Linked DNA regions of Homo sapiens: region 1 is linked to region 2. Evidence: read pairs that join two places in POLR2A ChIA-PET (ENCODE). Cell type or tissue: GM12878. All regions are shown on one strand.

Region 1 (4,000 bases), 450 kb before region 2:
GATCCCCTGAGGCCAGAAGTTCAAGACCAGCCTGACCAACATGGCAAAACCCCATCTCTACTAAAATACAAAAAAATTAGCCAGGCGTGGTGGTGGGCACCTATAATCCCAGCTACTCGGGAGGCTGAGGCAGGAGGATTTCTTGAACCCAGGAGGTGGAGGCTGCAGTGAGCCAAGATGGTGCCATTGCACTGGGCAACAAGAGCAGAAGTCCGTCTCAAAAAAAAAAAAAAGATTGATTTAACATTTGAACATCAATCAATATAATTCATCATATTAACAGAATAAAGGAGAAAGTTATATGATAATCTCAATAGATGCAGAAAAAGGGTGTGATGAAACTCAACACCCATTCATGATAAAAACTCTAACAACTGGGAATAAAAGGAAACTTTCTCAATCTGATAAGGGATATGTTTTTAAAAAGTATAGCTAACAGTGTTACATAATCTGCTATAATATATAAAATATTATATAATATATAATAATGTTATATAATAATATAAAACTATAGCTAGCATAATAATGGTAATTGAAAACTTTACCCTTAACATCAGGTCTGAAGCAAGAATGTTCACTCTGACCATTTCTATTATGCTGTGGTTCTAGTCAGTACAATAAGGCAAGAAAAAGAAGTAAAAGGCTTACAGATTGCAAAGGAAGAAGGAAAATTGTCTTTATTTACAAACAACATGATTGGATGTGTAATCTATAAAAAATCTACTGAACTAATAAGTGAGTTTATCAAGGTCACAGGACACTTGGTCAGATATTATATATTTCAATAGACTAGCAAAAAAAAAAAAAAAGGAAATTGAAGATAAAAGAAAATACTACTTAGAATAAAAACAGGGCCGGGTGCGGTGGCTCATGTCTGTAATCCCAGCATTTTGGGAGGCCGAGGCGAGTGGATCACGAGGTCAAGAGATCAAGACCATCCTGGCCAACAAGGTGAAACCCCGTCTCTACTGAATATACAAAAAATTAGCCGGGTGTGGTAGCGGGCGCCTGTAGTCCCAGGTACTCTGGAGGCTGAGGCAGGAGAATGGCATGAACCCGGGAGGCGGAGGTTGCAGTGAACCGAGATCATGCCACTGCACTCCAGCCTGGGCGACAGAGCGAGACTCCATCTCAAACAAACAAACAAAAAACAGAATACACAAGGGGATAAGCTTAAAACATGTATAAACCTTGTCCTCTGAACACTACAAAAAAAATTCTGAGAGATTAACACCTGAATAAGTGTAGAAAGTAGGACAAATGACTCAATATTGTTCAGATGTCAATTGCCCCAAAACTGATCTATAGAGGGACTTTGTAAAAATTATTTTGGTTTTGCAGTCAACTTTAAAAAATGATTCTAAAATCTATTTGAAAAAGTAAATATTAATAAATATCGAAGACAATCTTAACAAGGAGTAAAGAGGGAGGACTTAGCAGATATTAAGACATACCATAAGGCATGGTAATAATGATTGGTTTAAGAACGAATAGAGTAATAGCATATAATCAAGGGTTCAGCCACAGACCCAGGGTGTACTGCAAATCAATGGGAGAGAGGATAGATTGTTTAATAGATACTCAGAGAAAACAAAATTCAGGCTGGGAGTGGTGGCTCATGCCTATAATCCCAGCCTTTTGGGAGGCTGAGGTGGGCAGATCACTTGAGGCCAGGAGTCCAAGATCAGCCTGGCCAACATGGTGAAACCCCATCTCTACTAAAAATACAAAAATTAGCCATGCGTGGTGGCTCACATCTGCCACCCAGTTACTTGGGTGGCTGAGGGAAGAGAATTGCTTGAAGCTGGAAGGCAGAGGTTGCAGTGAGCCGAGATCACACCACTGCACGCCAGCCTGGGCAACAGAGCGAGACTCTGTCTCAAAAACGAAAACAAAAAAGAAGAAGAAAGAAAGAAAACAAAGTTTAGATCCTTACCTAATACGATATACAAAGGTGGACTCCAGATGAATGAAAGTTCTAAATCTGAAAGGTAAAAAGGCCAGGCATGGTGATTCATGCCTGTAATCCCAGCCCTTTGGGAGGCTGAGGTGGGCAGATCACTTGAGGTCAGGAGTTTAAGACTAGCCTGGCCAACATGGTGAAACCCCATTTCTACTAAAAATACAAAAATAAGCTGGGTGTGGTGGTACGTGCCTATAATCCCAGCTACTTGGGAAGCTGAGGTGGGAGAATCACTTGAACCCAGGAGGCAGAGTTTGCAGTGAGCTGAGATCGCACCATTGCACTCCAGCCTGGGCAACAAGAGCTAAAATCCATCTCAGAAAAAAAAAAAAAGGGTGAAAGTATAAAATAGAAGAAAATGCAGTGTCCTGTCTTTGTAATCTAGGGTAGGGAGTGTCTTCAATCTCTAAAGATAAAAAATTGAAAAATTTTATGTTAACATTAAGAGTTTCAATTCAAATAAGGACACCATAGACAAAATGAATAGATGTATACAGAATGAGAAAAGAGGTTCACAATATCTAAAATAAACAGAAGAATATGTAGAAAAATTCAGACTATGTATAAACTCTTGCAATTTAATAAGGAAAAAGATAGCAACCTAATTAAAGGACAAAAGATTCAAACATGCAATTTTCAGGATGTTACCTATATACCCCTGTGTATATAGGAAAAGATGCTCAGATTCACTAGTAATCAGAGAAATGTACATTAAAACACCCATGAGGTAGCCCTTTACAACTGTAAGATTGGTAAAAATTCAAAAACTTATTAGTGTCATGTTGGCTGAAATGTGCATCTGTTTCTGAACTCTCTGATACATACATACCTCATGATCCAGCAGTCTTGCTCCTGGTAGAACCCTCACACAGATCACCAAGGAACATGTATGAAAATGTTCATTGTATGTTACTCATGGTAGCAGGGAGAACGTCCATTCTTGGAGTATGGAGAGGTAAAATGTGGTAGACATACTCCATGGAGTACTTCACCACAGTAACAAAATACAAAACATAGAAACATGGATAGATTTTAGAAATATAGTTCTGAAGGAGAAATGTAAGAATGATATTGCATTCGAATGAATAAATGAAAAATGTATTATGTTTACATAAAATACATGTACATATTTTGCAAGAACACATAAAAACCAAGAAAATACACACTAATTAAATTATTCAGCAAGTATTCATTGAGTGTTTGTCATATGCCAGCCAATGTTCTAAGCTCTTGGCATTCAGCAATGAACAAAAAAAGATCCCTGACCTCATGGAGCTTGTAGGTAGTACAGACAAAAAACAATATTCGTGATAAAGAAGTCAATTATATATTGCATTAGAAAGTAATAAGAACTCTGGAACAAAAGAAAAAAGTAGGACAGAATGAGGAGGATTGGGTATTGGAAGGGCAGTTATGAGAGTCTTCATTGAGAAGATGGACTGTGAGCAAAGACCTGAAAGAAGTGAAAGAGTGAGCCATGAAGATGTGTGAGGGACAGTGTTCCAGACAGAGGGGAGAACTGGTGCAAAGGGTCTGAGGTGGGAGCATACCTGGTGAGTTTGAAGAACAGCAAGGAGGCCAGCATAGAAAGAGAGAGAGCAGAAAGAATGAGGGAGTGTGCCAGGAGAGGGGGGTCAGAAAGGCAATGTGGCAGGGGTTGGGGGATCATAAAGGGCCTCAAAGCATATTGTAAGACTTTGAGTTTTTCTTAAAGTGAGATGAGTAATTATTGCAGAATTTTGAGCAGAGAAGTGGACATGGTCTGACTTGTATTTTATTTGAATGTGTCACATTGTGGATCTCTGAGTTTATCCTATGTACAGTTCATTGAACTTCTTGGATGTGTAGATTCATATCTTTCATCAAATTTGGAAAGGTTTTGGCCATTATTTCTTCAAATATTCATTCTTCCCATGCCTCTTCTCTATCTGGGACTACCAAAACGTATATGTTGACATGCGTGATTGTGTTCCACAGGTCTCTTAGGCTCCCTCTGTTTTTTTTTTTTTTTTCCCCAAGATGGAGTCTCACTCTGTC
Region 2 (4,000 bases):
TAGGTGACAGGTTGATAGGTGCAGCAAACCACCATGGCAAACGTTTACCTGTGTAACAAACCTGCACGTTCTACACGTGTATCCCAGAACTTAAAATAAAGTTAAAAAAAAGAAAGAAAGAAAGAAAAAGAAGTGGCCACCCTTTATGCCCCAGGCATTTGTGGTGTGGGCAAGGAAGGAGAATTGGTTTGTTTATGCTTCCTCTTTCGAAATGATGGGTGGGTCCTATGTTTATGAGCACATTGCATTGATATGAGTTTGTAGAACTCTTTTAATTCCTTGGAAGAGCCACCTGTTTCCAACTCAACCCTGCCCTACCCTGGTCCCAGTTTCTTGGGATCAGTTAGTAGAAATTGTGGAATAATAAAATTGAGGTTATATTATCTCTGATGATCAGATAGGAGATAAATTCCAAACCAGAAGGAACAGGAATCACCTATGCCCTCTCCTTTCTCCCAGATCTGAGGGTGGGGCATGGGCAGGCATGGCTGTAACGTTGAGGCAGTTGCACCGGGTCCTCTGCTCCTGGCTCGGGTGTTCATCCGCCACGTGATCCACTTGATCTCTTTGTACTTCAGCTTCTTTACCTGTGGAATGGGAGTTCATGATACTCACCTGCATTTTTTTAAACATTTTTTTAAAATTTGGGACGGAGTTTCACTCTGTGGGCCAGGCTGGAGTGCAGTGACACAATCTCGGCTCACTGCAACCTCTACCTCTTGGATTCAAGCTTCTCCTGCCTTGGCTTCCTGAGTAGCTGGGATTACAGGCACACACCACCACACCCAGCTAATTTTTTGTATTTTTAGTAGAGACGGGGTTGCACCATGTTGGCCAGGCTGGTCTCAAACTCCTGACCTCAGATGATCCACCCACCTCAGCCTCCCAAAATGTTGGGGTTACAGGCGTGAGCCACCGCGCTCGGCCTCACCTGCATTTTTCTAGGATTATATTAGTGTGTCTCAAAGAAACCCAAACTGAGAGTGACTGAAAGAAGATGGGGGCAAGGGAATGGTTGTGTGTCTTGACTATTATCAATATCAATATCCTGGCTATAATATTGTACTATAGTTTTGCAAGATGTTAACATTGGGAAAATTTGAATATTGATGCTGAAGAATGCATGAGCTATTTCTGTATTGTTTCTTTTTTGTAGTTTTTTGTGGTTGTTGTTTTGGGTTTGTGTGTGTGTGTGTGTGCTGTTGTTGTTGTTGTTGTTGTTGTTTCTGAGACAGGCTCTTGCTCTGTTGCCCAGGCTGGAGTGCAGTGGGTGTAATCAACCTTGAACTACTAGGCTCAAGAGATCTTCCTGCCTCAGCGTCCCAAGTAGCTAGGAGTACAGGTGCATGCTACTATGCCTAGCTAATTTAAAAAAAAAAAAATTGCCAGCCTGGGCAACATGGCAAAACCCCATCTCTACAAAACATACAAAAAAATAGCCAACCATGGGGTCATACACTTGTAGTCCCAGCTACACAGGAGGCTGAGGTGGGAGAATCACATGAGCCCGGGAGGTCCAGGCTGCAGTCAGTGAGCCATGACTACACCACTGCACTCAAGCCTGAGCGACAGAGTAAGACCGTCCCAAATTTTTTTTTTTTTTTTTTTTTTTTTAGAGACAGGGTCTTGCTCTGTCACCCAGGCTGGTCTCAAACTCCTGGGCTTGAGCAATTCCCCTGCCTTGGCCTTCCAAAGTGCTGGGATTACAGGCATGAGCCACCGTACCTGGCCTGAATATCATTTCTTACATCTGCATATCAATCTACAAATATCCCAAAATAAATAATTTAATTTTCAAAAGCAAAAAAAAGAAAAAAGAAAGGAGATGGGAGTTTCTTTATCTGGGAGACAGCCAGTCTGTGACTGGTGTGGTAGCTCCTGCTGTCCAGGCGTCAGGCTCCTCTCTTGTTGCTCTGTGGTGCCCCAAATCACTATGTGGTCCAAAATGCTACCATTCTTTTCCCGTCACAAGCAGCATTCCAGCCTGAGGAAGAAAAAAAAGAGAAGATGTCCCTTCCTCTGAAAGTTTCTTCTCTGAAGTTGCACACACTATCTCTCTTTAAACCCCACTGGCCAGGACCTCACCATCTGGCCAGATCGGCTGCCGGGGAAGCTTGGAAACCTGGTCTTTATTCCACACAACGTGGCCAGCTAGATGTCTGAGGGTGTGTCATGAGAGAAGAAGGACCTATTGGGGTTTCTGTCACACCACCTGTCAGAGCCGCTGTGAAGACACAGGAGAAAACACATATGCCAATTGAACTGGATTTTTTTTTTTCCCCCATAAATCAGCCTGCCGATTTCCCAATTAGAATTTCCAGGAGACCACTGTTTGGTCTGAAAACCATGGTGAATAATGGAAAACCAAGTTCCAAACTAAATGGGACTCCTGGTCATTGTGAGAATAGGAGGATGCTTGTTGTGAGGCTGAACACCTGCCGTCCGGCTGGAGTGTGCAGTGGCACCATCTTGGCTCACTGCAACCTCCGCCTCCCGGATTCAAGAGATTTTCCTGCCTCAGCCTCCCGGGTAGCTGGGACTACAGGCGTGCACCACCACGCCTGTTTTATTTTTGTATTTTTAGTAGAGATGGGGTTTCACCATGTTGGCCTGGCTGGTCTCAAACTCCTGACCTCAGGTGATCCACCCACCTCGGCCTCCCAAAGTGCTGGGATTACAGGTGTGATTCATCATTCCTGGCCAGTTCCCAGACTTTATAGGTGGGGAAGGTGAGCTTTAGAAAGGAGAAATCCTGTGTCTTAATTTGAATTCTCCTGAGAACAAGGACTTGGGTGCAGGTAGTTTATTTTGGAGAGTGATCCTAGGAAGTGGGGATAGGAAGTAGAGAGAGTAAACAGGGAGTGGGGAAGCTGATGAGGGGATGTTATTAACATCATCACCCTAGGCAACAAGAGCTTCATTCACCTGGACCTCTGAGAAGGTACAGATACCTCCCAGAAAAGGGGAGACTTGGAGCTCCAGCCCCATGGGGTTGACTGCTGTCCCTGGAGGCATGAGCTCCTCTTCCAGGCTGGGCTGGCCTGCAGAACCAGGGACTCCCACATTGAGGAAGTTCCTGAGCAGGCAGCAGACTCCCAAGGAGCCACCCCAGCAGCTGTAGCTAAAACCAAGGGTGGGCGGAGGAGCTGTGACATAAGACACCCATCACCCACCCAGCCAGCAGCACACCTGCATTGAGACCTCGGGTCCTCGAGTCCCTGGCCTGGTGCATTCTCCCCGTGTCCCCCGAGCTTCAGAGCATCAGCAGTGTTCCTCCTTCACTGTGACGCTTGTCCTCACTTCCCAGGTGAGGAGTCTAAGAAAACAGCCTTTCCATCAGCCCCTGTCGTGACAGACCCTCCAGTGGGATGGTAGTGGCTGCCTCACCCATTTACAGGGCAACCCAGTTTTGCTCCTTCTGCCTTGAAATTTGTTCCTCCCAGAAACTGTCCCTCACAAGGCATGAACAATCAATAGAAGATATACGTGGTCTTCCCAGCACTACAGCTGCAGAATGAGCTGTGGAGTGCCCCGTCCGGAGTCCTGAACAGCTTCAAACTTTTCCCCTTTAGAAATGCCTGACACGCCCCAACCCCAGTAATCATCGTGCATTTAACTTAGGGGTTGCCTCACCCTTGGGAGATCCAAACCCCCAGGCTGACTTCCTGTCCTTCATGGAGGAGAAGGCTCTTGTCTGCAGTGTACTCCTCAGTTTCTACTCAGGGCCAGTGACCTGGAGCCTTGGCACAGAAACCCTGAAGAGAGAAGCTGAGGTAAATCCACTGCTTTGGCCAAGCAGACAGGTGACCTGCAAGAGATGGGAACAGCCTCATCCTTAACACTGCACCCTCTGATAAAAAGGTACCTGGTGGCCGGGCGCGGTGGCTCACACCTGTAATCCTAGCACTTTGGGAGGCCGAGGCGGGCGGATCACCTGAGGTCGGGAGTTTGAGACCAGCCTGACCAACATGGAGAAACTCTGTCTCTACTAAACATGCAA

What was found. ChIA-PET counts read pairs that join two places held together with the same protein. Peaks named below come from ENCODE experiments on the same cell type or tissue, not always from the same donor. Only the 100,000 strongest peaks of a DNase experiment are listed, where the experiment ranks them.
Region 1: POLR2A ChIA-PET joins it to region 2 with 7 read pairs; 1 of 35 experiments calls an interaction of 5 or more read pairs at or near these places.

What each region holds. Positions count from the first base shown.
Region 1 is chr17:50,005,667-50,009,666 of GRCh38, forward strand. No RefSeq gene overlaps it. Among named protein-coding and RNA genes, the nearest start is that of DLX3, 12 kb to the left of the region's middle. RefSeq lists an enhancer at 2,117-2,196. In GM12878, no CTCF peak of the experiment used is centred here; a DNase peak (open chromatin) is centred at 1,955; H3K27ac peaks cover 838 bases.
Region 2 is chr17:50,452,581-50,456,580 of GRCh38, forward strand. All of the region lies in intron 1 of ACSF2 (acyl-CoA synthetase family member 2), which reads left to right. Among named protein-coding and RNA genes, the nearest start is that of CHAD, 14 kb to the right of the region's middle. In GM12878, no CTCF peak of the experiment used is centred here; a DNase peak (open chromatin) is centred at 181; H3K4me3 peaks cover 321 bases.